2 separate regions of the Homo sapiens genome follow, and region 2 is linked to region 1. A link is a loop called in an ENCODE intact Hi-C map of the cell type or tissue named here. Cell type or tissue: Caco-2. All regions are shown on one strand.

Region 1 (2,500 bases):
TTAGAAAGTTTTCAGGCCCATTTACCAGATACCACTTTGTATCAAATGCAGAAGTAGTAAAGGGAATTTTTTCAAAAGGAAAGAATGAAAGAAAAAAACAGGACTCTAGAATCAGACAGACTTGTGTTTCTGTCTCACTCATTCATTCTAAGACCCTGAACGAGTTTCTGAATACTTTCTGAGCTCAAATTTTCCTCATTTATCAAGTGAAGGTGATAGCAACTTCACTGTCTTGTGACAATTAGATGAAAAAAAGTAAGTACTCAAAATAGGTTAGAGTTTTCCTCTTTTCTCTAGTACTGCACACTGATCCACAAGTCCAACTTTGTTCTTTCTAATAACTGTTATCAGTGTAAAATGTAAAAGATGTTGAGGAGGACATTCATCATCGCTCCATCTTGATGACAATGAACCAAACCTAAGGACAAAGTGAGTTAAATGCCAACCTTCTAAAAAGGGCTGCAAACCACTGGGTCCAGTCCCTGCCCTGGGCTGGCCACGAGGAGACACATCCTCTGTACTATCCCTAAAGGTCTCTGCAGTCCCCTTCCCAGCATGTGAAAGAATAGAGAGAAGTGGGGGGTTCACAGGAAGAGTGAGTTTCAACCTGATGAAGCAAGAGTTCATGGCAAAGATGCCTTCTCATCTCTAAAGCCACGTGATGGGAATCCCTCATAAGGCTGGGGGTGCCTGGGAAAAGGAAAGGTAGGATCTCATTCCCAAATGGACATCTCCGAAGGCATGCAGGATTACTCACCTGCCCCAGAGCATAACTGAGGAAGGGGAGAAAGGATGGGACAGGAGAGAGAGCAAGGACCAATGGTGGAGATCCGTGTACACCCACACTTGGAATGCAGTTCCCTGGGTGGTGTCACAGAAAGGAGCCAGTTTGGGTTATCCTGTGAAATCTTCACTGAAGATGGCTGAGAACAGGCATGAAGAGCTCCCAGGGCAAGCAGCTGCTGTGGTCTCTGTACCTAATCCTGAGGGGTCGTGAGCTTCTCAGACTTTTTCTTGGTCATAAAAGTGAAAAAATGTAGTTGTTTCAAGGGCCAGGAAAATTCAAAATGACTAAGCTTAGGCTGACATCTTGTGGCTCAGCCTGAAATAGGTGCTTCACTAAGAAATTATTTGTCAAGACTGGCAAAGAGAGGTGGCCTGCGAACAGAGAAAAAGACATCAAAACCCACTTATTATTTTGGACAATATGATGCTATCCTTTAATGTATTTTAAAGGATATCTGTGAGAAACAGAATATTTAACTACAGATTTAAATTTATTTTTGGCTAATACACATGGCCTAGACAATTACTGAAAAAACGACTTATTCTGCTTCCAATCCATTTCCAGCATGAGAGGTCCCCTTTCCTTTGCTGTCCAGTGGTCTACAAGCTGACCCCTCTGTGATGTCAGCAGGTATTCTGAGAACCCTGAGGAGTGCTGGAATGTTCCATGTGCCCATCTGTGCCCTCAACACATCATGCTCCAGACTGAGGCGCCATCTATCTCCTTCTTCAGGTCTGTGACCCCTCCTTTTTTTTTTTTTTTTTTTTTTTGAGATAGATTCCCATCACCCAGGCTGGAGTGTAGTGGTATGATCTTGGCTCACTCTGCCTCCCAGGTTCAAGAAATTCTCCTGCCTCAGCCTCCTGAGTAGCTGGGGTTACAGGCATGCACCACCTCACCAGCTAATTTTTGTATTTTTAGTAGAGACAGGGTTTCACCATGTTGGCCAGGCTGGTCTCGAACTCCTGGCCTCAAGTGATCTGCCCACTTTGGCCTCCCAAAATGCTGGGATTACAGGTGTGAGCCACTGCTCCTGGGCCTTCTGACCCCTTCTTCACACCATAATTATTTGCCAGGTCTGACCCACAGACCCTGGCTGAATGACAGATGAACAAATGCACTCAGACACAGGTATCTAGTGAAAGAGTGGGCTAGGAGACCAGGGCCACCCACAGACCCCAAAGAGGGTACTGTAAAGAGTCAGCAGCTGTGGCCCTGACCAGCTGGCACTGCGGGCATTTATTCAGTGTAGATTTAATGACAAAGGCCTTGAGTCAATACACTTGTGGGTAATTGCGTGGATGATTAAAGGCCCGGTTTCTGGAGATATGAGTAAACAACCTATTCTGATAAACTCCCCTGCATTCCTTTGTACCTACTTCTCGCCCTTTGCCCCAGGGTAAGAACTGCTCATTCTTCCCCGAAGCTTTGCAAAACCCCCATGGCCTTCCAAGAAGGTTTGCGTTTTTCCTACAGTTTCTCCCACCACCCTGACCAATCTCCTACAATTATTCTCTCTGGTCTGTTTTGCCAAAGAATGTGGATAAGAAGATTCCTTTAAGCTCAGTTCCAAAATGGCTATGAATTAGACACTGCTGGTACTTGAAAATAACGTAAGGAATGTAAGTACAATGTGCAAAACAGAAGCTCACAGATACAATCCCAGCTTCTCCTTGTTAAAAGAATTCCTCAGCTGCCATTTATCTCTGATTT
Region 2 (2,500 bases), 290 kb before region 1:
AGACCACGATCCTAGGAGTGGAAGCAGGGGGTGGTGGGGGGCTTGTTGGGACTTATTCTGAGAAGTGTTGGAAAGAGGCAGCCAGGATGCACTGGGGAAAAACTGCACTGTGAAGACACAGATGACAAGGCTGACCAGCTGCTGCTCTCATGAAGCCTGTGTATGATGGCAATCATTCCCCTTCAGGCAGCAGGAACAGAGCAAATGTCAATGGCCGTATTTTATAGCAAGCATGACAGTGCAATGCCCCTTTAGGAACTATTGCTGGCAGAGGGGAAACGGCCATACGTATGCTTCAGTCTTTGCTGGGCACTCTGACGACAGCCCTGAGAGCCAGTGACACAGGTACATCATGGGCTCAAGAATTCAGGAGGGTCTCAGTCCTGGTTTGGGAATGGAGCCTGCTGTCACGGTCTGACTAATAGCTGAGGAATCCCTAGTTATGGCGGCAGAATGTATCATAACGATGTTTACTTTAGGGCTTGGCAGTGACCTCGTTTATTATCTCAGGCTTTAGAAGAAATGAAGAATGGGCAACTCTTTGCATTTGGGTAGGGAGCTGGCTTTGAGGTGGAGGGGCCACCCATCCCTGTGTATCTCTCCTCATTGAAGGTTCTTGGGGCCGGCTGACAAAATGGAGATCAACACTTCACTGGTGTGTCTTGAATACTTCTGTAAACTGCTTTGATCTTGAAAATGTGCAGATTATTGGTGAATTTTTTCAAGTTGTGCTTTCTCCATTGCTGGCAAAGAAAACAGAGTGGTAGCTTTTCCAGGACCGATTTCTTTTATGTCCTGTTAGGCTAAAGAATGAACTGAAATGAAGGATAAATTATTCTTTCAAGTGTAAGAAAACATGTAAGAAGCAGAGTACACGAGTGGAAAGTGAGTTAGGCCAAAAAAAAAAAGAAAAAGAAAAACAAACCCTTCACACATCACCTAAAACATCCCTGCAAATGTAGAGAGATGGAGAAATCATACTTTCCAGAACCACTTTGATAAAGCCCTTGTGGTGTGAGGCCAGCCATCCTCAGCATCCAGTTAAGGGCAAGGCTTTCTATCAGCCTTCCAGGCTGCAGCTAACCAGCTCAGGGCTATAAAGGCCAGGCCACCAGTGGCCACCAGGGGGCTTCCATCCCTCCTCTTCAGCCCTGTTAGAGTTCAGCCACCCCTTTAAGTCAAACTTTGAGCAAATATTTAATGAGTGTGGATTATTGGTGATTTTCCAAGTTGTGCTTTCTCCATTACCGGCAAAGAAAACAGAGTGGTAACTGTCTAGGACTCGGTTTCCAGGACCCAATTTGAAGAGGCACCAGATCATTAGTGCACCTAAAAGGCCCAAGTATCTAAGTCCTCCTACGACCAGAGGGAACGGGTGTCGAACAGGACACCAGAAGGCGAACATCTCCTGCAGTGATTCTGTGTCTCCCTGCATAGAATGAGGGGATATAAGGCCCAGGCCAAGGCTGGTGTTCTGTTGGTGAGAGGGAGAACCTGGAAATTAAGCCAAAGGACATGGATGGCAGAGTTCAGAAGCTGAGGTCTGGGGTAGGGGTGGCCTAGGGACCCTTGCCAAGTTATTATCCTAATTAAGGAGATGGATTCTTCTCAACACTAAAGTTAAGAACCCTCATTGAAACCTATTGCTAATCTCTCTGCTCCAAGTACTTCTAAAATGGGTTTCAAAGGTCATTGGACGTTAACCTTGGAATCCTGAAAAGGGTTCAGGGTACTGTGGAAAGGACTGGGGCCAGGAGTTTCAAGGTCTGGGTCTGGGTCCCAGCATTGCCTCTTCCTGTTTTGTGAGCTTTGGTAAGTTATTGCACCTCTGCACTTATGGTAGACTGGTTGGCAAAAATGTCCACAAATTCTTCTTTTCTCTAAAGATCCACGCCTCAGGTAGTTGCTTCCACACTCTTTGAGCTTCTTTTTTCTTTTTTTTTTTTTTGAGACAGAGTTTCACTCTTCCCTCTTGTTGCCCAGGCTGAAGGGCAATGGCGCGATCTCGGCTCACTGCAACCTCTGCCTTCTGGGTTCAGGCGATTCTCCTGCCTCAGCCTCCAGAGTAGCTGGGATTACAGGTGCCCACCACCACCACACCTGGCTAATTTTTTATATTTTTAGTAGAGACGGGGTTTTACTATGTTGGCCAGGCTGGTCTTGAATTCCTGACCTCAGGTGATCCACCCAACTCAGCCTCTCAAAGTGCTGGGATTACGGGCATGAGCCACTGTGCCTGGCCTTCTTTGAGCTTCTTACTGCGGCCAAAGGGACAACAGTTAACAGAGACTTGAAAAGCACTTGTGCCTTAGGATTGCCTATTTTTTTTTGCTCTTTGGAATGCTGAGAACACTCGGTGAAGAAGGCCAAGCTAGCCTGTTGAATGGTGAGAGACGTGTGCAGCAGAGATAATTTATACCAGATTCACCAGCCTGCCAATGGCCAGTCACTCAGATGGAGACTGTCCTAGACCATCCAGCCCTGGCTGAGCCTCCCCAGG

The links. A loop is a pair of places that touch in the nucleus more often than their neighbours do. Peaks named below come from ENCODE experiments on the same cell type or tissue, not always from the same donor. Only the 100,000 strongest peaks of a DNase experiment are listed, where the experiment ranks them.
Region 2: a loop joins it to region 1, with 7 times the contacts of the local background. A loop is called at or near these places in 8 of 110 quality-filtered maps.

The regions. Positions count from the first base shown.
Region 1 is chr20:12,969,055-12,971,554 of GRCh38, reverse strand. No RefSeq gene overlaps it. Among named protein-coding and RNA genes, the nearest start is that of LINC01722, 18 kb to the right of the region's middle. In Caco-2, a CTCF peak has its summit at 1,080 (motif pointing left); DNase peaks (open chromatin) are centred at 1,071 and 2,171.
Region 2 is chr20:13,260,874-13,263,373 of GRCh38, reverse strand. The region is part of intron 1 of ISM1 (isthmin 1); the gene reads right to left. It also overlaps a transcript of TASP1 not described here. Among named protein-coding and RNA genes, the nearest start is that of ISM1-AS1, 22 kb to the right of the region's middle. RefSeq lists a silencer at 958-1,252. In Caco-2, a CTCF peak has its summit at 1,137 (motif pointing right); DNase peaks (open chromatin) are centred at 463 and 1,103.